2 separate regions of the Homo sapiens genome follow, and region 2 is linked to region 1. Evidence: read pairs that join two places in POLR2A ChIA-PET (ENCODE). Cell type or tissue: GM12878. All regions are shown on one strand. Each heading gives the region's core, and the rest is flanking DNA. Links, peaks and the distances in the headings are about the cores only. Region 1 has its middle 7.8 kb from the start of MIR1244-1. Region 2 overlaps DIS3L2 (DIS3 like 3'-5' exoribonuclease 2).

Region 1 (4,391 bases), core at 259-4,258:
AGGATTCCTTTGAGAATTTGTTCCACAGTCTGGCTCTTGGAACCCCACATGGGCCTCATCCTCCTATGGCTGCAGGCAGCCTGGGCCCTGTGCTGACAGCGCTCCGTGTCAGTGTCAGCCCAGCACGGGAGACAGGCATGCCCTTGGCTGAGGAGGTAACTGGCATTTCTAGGTGGGGGGACAGTAAAACGTGGAAACTGGCATAAACCTTTCTGGAAAACATTTTGATCCTGTATATCAAGATCCAAAAAATATGCGCACATACTTTTGACCTAGAAGTTCCACTGCCAGGAAATCTGCTGAGGAAAGGCCGGGCAAGGTGGCTCACGCCTGTAATCCCAGCACTTTGGGAGGCTGAAGCGGGCAGATCACTTGAGGTCAGGAGTTCAAGACCAGCCTGGCCAACATGGTGAAACCCCATCTCTACTAAAAATACAAACATTAGCTGGGCATGGCGCGCGCCTGTAATCTCAGCTACTCTGGAGGCTGAGGCAGGAGAATCGCTTGAATCTGGGAGGTGGAGGTTGCAGTGAACCGAGATTGGGCCACTGCACTTCAGCCTGGGAGACAGAGTAGACTCCGTCTCAAAAAAAAAAAAAAAAAAAAAGAACTGCTGAGGGAGGCACTAGACCTGAAGGTGTCCATAACAGCATTATTATTATTATTATTATTATTATTATTATTATTTTATTGAGATAGGGTCTGGCTCTGTTGCCAGGCTGGAGTGCAGTGGCATGATCTGGGCCCACTGTAGCCTTGACCTCTTGGGCTCAGCCATCCTCCCCCCTCAGCCTCCAGAGTAGCTGGGATTACAGGTGTGAGCCACTGTGCCTGGCCTGACATTATTGATTGATAAGAGTAAAAAATTAGAGACAAGCCAAATGCTCGATCATCAGGAAGCAGGCAAGTCACTTACAGTATAACCACTTGGTAGATATCACAATGTTTACGAGAAATTTTCAAAATTGTTTTTAAATTTATAAAAGCATTCCAGGCCCACTGCATGACCTTCACGCTAGACAAAAATACTATGTGAGGAATACAGTGAGACCCCCGCTCAACCCCTTGTCTGGTCCAGTAGCCCTCTGTTAACTGTTAATGTGAAGCATGTGCCCTTCCCTCCAGAACTACAAGTAGTTTTGAATAATGTAGAGAAGAGCCTGTTTTAAAATGTCAAGAGAAAAAAAGTTGATACAGAATTGTGTCTACAGTATAATCTAATGATCAAGAAAAAAAAAGTCACGAATGAAGTTCACCAAAATGTCACTTCTTGGTGGTGGAATTATTTTTTCTTTAAGGTTGTTTTGTAAATTTTCCACACATAGATTTCAGCAGGGAAATAAATTAACAATCAATAAAAAGAAAGAAAGAAAACAAAGAAAAAAAGGCAAAACAGCAATCTGCACATCCGTTAGGTCTCTTTCAGTTGCAAGTGACAGAAACCTAACACAAACTGGTTTATGAAAAAAGGAAGTTTGTTGTCACTAGGATGTTCTGAGATAGCATGGCTTCAGGTACAGCAGGATTCAGGTCCTTAAACCATGTCATCAGGAACCCGTCTCCCTCCCGCCCTCCGTCAGCTCTGTTTTCTTTGGCATTGGTTTTGTTTTCTGGCCGTTTCACAGCTATAATACTATTGAATATGGTGACTACTGTTCGCAGCTTCTTCACCTAGCTTGGTGGTGGGAGTGGGAGGGCTGAAAAGGTAGTATGTTAACAGGACTGTTAGTTTTCTAATGAAACTCTTGAGAAAGCAGTGTGACAGACATCATGAGCCCTGTGGGAAGCCAGCAGCCCCTCATTCCCCATTCCTAGTTCAGTTGGGATTGGGCTGTGCTCTGCAGGTTCTCCTCATGGGGCCTGCTGGGACCCGCCATCTCTGAGGGGGAACCAGTCTTTTTCCCCATGGTTCCAGCCTAAGTCCTGCAGAAGGCTGTCACTGGTGAGATCTGGTCATGTGGCCCCACCCACAAGTCAGACCCACAGAGGCACTTGGACAGAGGGTGAGAATGGGGTAGGAGATCTTCCATTATGAAAAGTCAGTGTTATGAATAGGAGGGAGGCTGGGCAGGAGAAAGCAACTGATGTCTGCCACATCCAGTCAGTGGGTACTTGAGGAATTTCAATACAATTCAAAATGGAATCAGGGTGACCTGGGCCTGCTCTTGGGCAGGTGGACCTGGAGTATGACTGCACCCAGTGGTAGTGGAACCACATGTCAATATTGCCCTTGTTATTGCCCCTGAGTACTTCTTTCACTTCCCCTCATAGCTCTTCCACCACTAGGGCTAGGCAGGGAGCTTGAGTCTCATTCTCTGAGGGAAGGACGCAGCCTGGGCCAAGAAGACACTGCTCAGCTTGAGTTTCAAAGTGACTCTCTTTACTCATAGCAAGATGAGAAATCAAGCTCTCAAGAGTAGAAAAGGGCTAATGTGTTTTTATGTATCATGGACCAAAGTTCAGAGACGTGACCACAGTGGGAGAGAACAGTGAGAAAGGGCCCTGCTGACTACACAGGGAGGCGTCAAGCCCTTCAGGGCTGACTGGAGTGGGGCTTGGATCAGGAGAGAGAGAGACGATTTAGACATAAGTGACCTCATGGGCTGGCAGCTAGTGCCACACAGTGCCCCAAAGACCACACAGGTCCTTCAGTGGATGCCAACATAGAATGCCTGTGTCTTGGGGTGCCAAGCCACCAGCATCTGAGGAACTATACGCTCATCCCTGCTCTCTGGGTCCTTTCCAAGCAGAGGAAAGACGGTGCTGTCTGAGGGGTGTGGCTGCTTGAGACCTTGTCACATAGCTGGCCACCAGTCTTACTCACCACTCCTCCTTTCTGGTGCTCTCAAGGTCACTCCAGCCAAAAAATGGCCATCTGCTCTCCAGGTCAAAGTGGTGCATGGAAGGGATCAGATGACATCCCAGCCAAGGACTTCTAAGGGAACAGGCAGCAGCAGAGGATGGCGTATCCTCCACAGCTGTCATGCCCAGCCTTGTCCTGAAGATGCTGGGAGCAGGACAGGCCCGGCTCTGACCCTACTTGAGGGAGGCTTTAGGCAAGAAACTTCCCCTATGAGGCTTTGGGTTCCTCATGACTGGAACGGAGCTCACCAGCTCTGCTCCTCTCCAGGTGAGGACAAACACAGGCCCCCCCCAACTGTCACTGTTCATTATGATTAGTGACTGCAGGTTACAGGGATTTTGGCAACCCTTCTACAGGCAGGATGGGTCAGGGTTCTCAGGTGACACAGTGTGACAGGGACCGGTGCAGCTCCAGCTGTTTATGGCATAGGAGGCTCATATAGCAGAGGACTCAGCCACTGGAAGAGCTGAGGGGTCTGTGGGGGGACTCAGGAGGTAGGAGGGGGGGAATGTGAGGGGGACTGCGGGGTGAGACTAAGGGGTGACTCAGTCAGCTCAGGCTGCTGTAACAAAATACCTTCAACTGGGTGGCTTATAAACAGTAAATATTGGCTGGGCACGGTGGCTCACACCTGTAATCCCAGCACTTTGGGAGGCCGAGGCAGGCAGATCACCTGAGGTCAGGAGTTCGAGATCAGCCTGGCCAACATGGTGAAACCCTGTCTCTACTAAAAATACAAAAATTAGTTGGGCATGGTGGCAGATGCCTGGAATCCCAGCTACTCGGAAGGCTGAGGCAGGAGAATCACTTGAACCCAGGAGGCTGAGGTTGCAGCAAGCCGAGATTGCACCATTGGACTCCAGCCTGGGCAATGAGCGAAACTCCATCTCAAAACAACAACAACAACAACAACAACAACCCAGCAAATATTTATTTCTCACAGTTTTGGAGTTTGGGAAATCCATGATCAAAGGTGCTGGCTGTCTACGAAAACAAAAACAAAACAAAAGCGTGCTGGCACACTTGCCGTTGGGTGAAGGCTGCTTACTGGCCCATGGATGATGCCTCTTTGCTGCGTCCTCACATGGTGGAAAGGGGGAGGGTGCTCTCTGGTGTCTCTTTTTATAAGGGCACTAATCCCATTCATGAAGCCTCCACCTCCATGGCCTAATCACCTCCCAAAGGCCCCACCTCCTAACACTGTCTCCTTGGGGAGACATAGGAATTTTGGGCGGGGACACCAACATTCAGACTATAGCAGGGGGATACAGAGAAGGGACTGAGGGGACTGGAGGGGGGACTGGGAGGAGAGACTGAGGTAGGACTGCCCAGGGCCTACCAAAATAACAAACTGGTTGGGCACGGTGGGCTCATGCCTGTAATCCCAGCACCTTGGGAGGCCAAGGTGGGGGCACTGCTTGAGCCCAGGAGTTTGAGACCAGTCTGGGCAACATAGTGCAACCCGACTCTTACAAACATTTAAAAAATTAAAGAGAAATCAAAAACAGCAACTTAACTTTTACCGGTA
Region 2 (4,391 bases), core at 156-4,155, 500 kb after region 1:
CTTTTCTGTTTGAAAACCTGCTTGTACCTATGGGTTAGGTCTGCAGTTCTTTAGCAGACCTTTGTTACCAAAGCCCTGTAAGATGAGTCCTCAGCCTCCTCTCCTGCCACCCCACTTCCCAGCGCTGCTTCCCTTAACACACGCACAGTGGGGGCTGGTCACTGCAGGCTCTGCTGATCTCCTGTGCCCTTTCCTGCCTCCAGGCCTCTGCCTGCTCCTTTCCCTCTGCTTACAAGGTCTTGCCTCCCTGCCTCCTTCTGTCAGATGAAATCGCCTTCTAAGAACAACATAAACCTCCGCAGAACTTTCCTTTCCTCCTAGCAGAATGCATTGTTTCTGTTTCTCCTACCAGCAAGTATTCTTCATGTCTTGGATATAGCAATAACCATCATTACTTCTGGATTTAATTCCCTTTTTTGCTTATTTCCTAAGAGCAGGGTGTTCCTTGGATATCTCTACTTCCTGAGTACCTTGGATATCTCTACTTCCTGGTTGCTACCCTGCATTTTAAAATTGTTTGGTCTAGTCAGATCTAGCCAGGCAACCTATTGCATACCTTCAGTGTTTCACTCCTTTTTCTGGTTCTTGCCTTGCCCCTTTATTTCCATGTACTTCTGTCCTTGTTTTGTGGGTTGCCTGTGGGTTTATATCCTGACATATAAGTCTCATCCACTTTCTCTCCTAAAATAAGTCTGTTTCTTTGGAATTGGGCATACCTTTCCCTTATTCCATTCAAGTGTTTCACTCCATCTGTCATGTCTCAGTGGTACCTATAAGATCACTGGGTTTATCTTATGTTCATGCTGCTGTTACTTCAGCTCTGTGAATTGGCCCACGTGAGGCTCACTTCCTTCCTCTTATTTCCTTGCCAGGTGTCTTGCGTGGTCTGCACTGCTCTTCCCTTTTCATCCCTACAGGCTTCCACAGCAACTCATGTCTTCATTTTATCTTGTCATTTCCTCCACCTCCCTCCTGCCTGTATCCTTGCTATTTTCAAATTCAATAAGTGCTGATTTTCTGATAAAATTAACTTCCTGAATGAACCCTAACATGGTAGTAAAACAAAATTTGTGATCTAAAAGCCAAATGTTTTTTCCCTTTAGTTATATTGGCAAATAGTCTTACTAGTTAAGAAATGCCTTTAAACACCAAGTACAGTGCTAGCTGCAGTGGCTTACACCTATAATCCTAGCATTTTGGGAGACCAAGATAGGAGGCTCACTTAACGCCAAGAGTTCAAAACCAGCCTGAGCAACGTAGCAAAACCCAGTCTCTACAGAAAAATAAATAAATAAATAAATAAATAAATAAATAAATAAATAAATAAATAAGCTGGGCATAGTGATGTGCGTCTGTAGTCCTAGCCACGTGGGAGGCTGAGGTGGGAAGACCACTTGAGCCTGGGGGTTCAAGCCTGCAGTGAGCCAAGATGGCGCCACTGCACTCCAGGCTGGGCAATACAGTGAGGCTGTCTCTAACAACACCAAGTATCTCTTGGTGTTGTTAAATAATAAATAAATAAATAAACAAACAAACACCAAGTATCTCTTCAGTGGCAGTGCTCACCTATAAGTTGGGAGAAATAGAAATTTGAGGGCGGGGTGCGATGGATCATGCCTGTAATCCCAACACTTTAGGGAGGCCGAGGCGGGCAGATCACCAGGGCAAGATTCGAGACCAGCCTGACCAACATAGTGAAACCCCATGTCTACTAAAAATATAAAAATTAGCTGGGTGTGGTGGCACGCGCCTGTAATCCCAGCTACTTGGAAGGCTGAGGCAAGAGAATCGCTTGAACCCGGGAGGCATAGGTTGCAGTGAGCCAAGATCGCACCACTGCACTCCAGCATGGGTGACAAAGCGAGACTCCATCTAAAACAAAAGAAAAGAAATAGAAATTTGATAGTATAAAAATCTAAGTATTCCTTTGGTAGCAGATAGATCTTAATGCCATGTTGGTGAGACATTGGAAATTAGAGTTTATTTTTAGGCTGGGCATGGTGGCTCATTCCTGTAATCCCAGCACTTTGGGAGGCTGAGGCGGGTGGATCACCTGATGTCAGGAGTTGGAGACCAGCCTGGCCAACATGGAGAAACCCCGTCTCTACTAAAAAATACAAAATTAGCCGGTGTGCTGGCACATACCTGTAGTCCCAGCTACTCGGGAGGCTGAGGCAGGAGAATTGCTTGAATCCAGGAGGCGGAGGCTACAGTGAGCCAAGATCGTGCCACTGTGCTCCAGCCTGGGTGACAGAACAAGACTTCATCTCAAAAAAAAAAAAAAAAAAAAGTTTGTTTTTAATTTTCATCTCTTGGGAATGTAGTTGGGAGGTTAAATTGGTATATGGAGATAATGCCAAGGGACCGGAATTCAGAAATCAGGTGACAGTTTAAAAATGAAAGTCAACTTTATATGTAGATTTTAAGCATCGTTTTTTGTTAAATTAAATGGTGCATGTAGATCTTATTTTTAAGCTACATATGTTTATGTTTCCAGCAGCTAACAGATTAAACTTTCCTAATTAAATGTGAGGTGCTTCCCATGGTACAGTCTTCAATTTTCAGGAAGGGCATCCTTTTGAAATGCAGCATTTCAGGATTCAGCTCACTGAAGAGGATAAAATCTGCGCTTTGTATTTTAGAGGGGAACCCTGATCACTCATCAGTAGATCTTGGAAAAGAAAAATTCCAGCTGGGCACAGTGGCTCACACCTGTAATTCCAGCACTTTGGGAGACCAAGGCGGGTGGATCACCTGAGGTCAGGAGTTAGAGACCAGCCTGGCCAACATAGTGAAACCCTGTCTCTACTAAAAATACAAAAATTAGCTGGGCATGGCGGGCACCTGTAATCCCAGCTACTCAGGAGGCTGAGGTGGGAGAATCAGTTGAACCTGGGAGGTGGAGGTTGCAGTGAGCCGAGATCGCACCAGTGTACTCCAGCCGGGGTGACAAGAGTGAAACTCCGTCTCAAAAAAAGAAAAGAAAAATTCCACTTCAGGGCAATTTTCTGCTTGGATACATTTCTGGGTTTTGTCTCTGACATCTTCATGATGCCCAGTGCTTCGAATGCTGTTACTCCTATGTTCCTCTTCCATGCGAAGTCATTTCATTTCTTTTCTTTTTTTTTTGAGATGGAGTCTTGCTCTGTCACTCAGGCTGGAGTGTGGTGGTGTGATCTCGGCTCACTGCAACCTCTGCTTCCTGGTTTCAAGCAATTCTCCTGCCTCAGCCTCCTGAGTATCTGGGATTACAGGCACACGCCACTGTGCCTGGCTAATTTTTGTATTTTTAGCAGAAACAGGGTTTCACCATGTTGGTCAGGTTGGTCTGGAACTCCTGACCTCAGGTTATCCACCCACCTCGGCTTCCCAAAGTGCTGGGATTACAGGCGTGAGCCACCACGCCCAGCTTTGTGAAGTCATTTCTAATCCCCATTTTGAAATGCTGAATATTTTCCTCTTGCAGTATTTTATGTCTCAGGCAGATCCCAGGCAACTCAAGTACTTGATCTCAGTCAAACCTTATTTTTGTAGTAGGGCCCTTGATAATGAACCTGGGAAGAGAAATGGGAAATTCTGTAGATCTGTCAGCTCATAAGGAAATGCATGTCTTCTTCATTCATCTGGGGCACTGACAAGTGAACAATTTTTTTTTTTAAGACTGAGTCTTGCTCTGTCGCCCAGGCTGGAGTGCGATGGCGCAGTCTTGGCTTACTGCAACCTCCGCCTCCCAGCTTCAAGTGATTCTGCTGCCTCAACCTCCCTAGTAGCTGGGACTACAGGCACCTGCCACCACATCCAGCTAATTTTTGTATTTTTACAACATGGTTTCACCATGTTGGCCAGGTTGGTCTCGAACTTCTGACCTCAGGTGATCCACCCGCCTTGGTCTCCCAAAGTGCTGGGATTACAGGCGTGAGCCACTGCACCCAGCTGGTGAGTGAACAATTTTAACTGTCCTTGTTGTATGATCATTTTTTACTGAATTGTACCTTGACTCAAAAAATCCAAATAACTGAATAGTCATGCGAGGGCTCTGGCATGGAAGTGGGCTTCTGGGATGCTTGCCAATGAGTTCCTTTTTGAGGACACAGAATCTAAGTGGAAAGATTAAGTGGAGAGGCAGCTCCACCCTCTAAGTCTTATTCCTATGTTCCATTCAAATCTTGCTAGCTTGATTTCTGTGGGGTCTGGGCTTTGGAAATTCTCTTTTTCATGGATGTCTCAGTGCACCTTGTTAAACCGAATTTGGACTGTTGTGTGTTCATCAGCTTCCAGCTCTACTGATTGGTTCCAGTTTCCTTGCTCATGAAAGCCAAGATAATCTGGCACCCACCAGTCAGGCATCCTCAAGTATCTGGCACCAAGGTAAACCTGGAAGCCAGTTAAGA

The links. Peaks named below come from ENCODE experiments on the same cell type or tissue, not always from the same donor. Only the 100,000 strongest peaks of a DNase experiment are listed, where the experiment ranks them.
Region 2: POLR2A ChIA-PET joins it to region 1 with 5 read pairs; 2 of 35 experiments call an interaction of 5 or more read pairs at or near these places.

The regions. Positions count from the first base shown.
Region 1 is chr2:231,718,888-231,723,278 of GRCh38, forward strand. No RefSeq gene overlaps it. Among named protein-coding and RNA genes, the nearest start is that of MIR1244-1, 7.8 kb to the left of the region's middle. RefSeq lists an enhancer at 1,989-2,068. In GM12878, for the core only: a CTCF peak has its summit at 2,273; a DNase peak (open chromatin) is centred at 2,324; H3K27ac peaks cover 1,678 bases.
Region 2 is chr2:232,218,832-232,223,222 of GRCh38, forward strand. The region is part of intron 10 of DIS3L2 (DIS3 like 3'-5' exoribonuclease 2); the gene reads left to right. Among named protein-coding and RNA genes, the nearest start is that of MIR562, 48 kb to the left of the region's middle. In GM12878, for the core only: no CTCF peak of the experiment used is centred there; no DNase peak of the experiment used is centred there.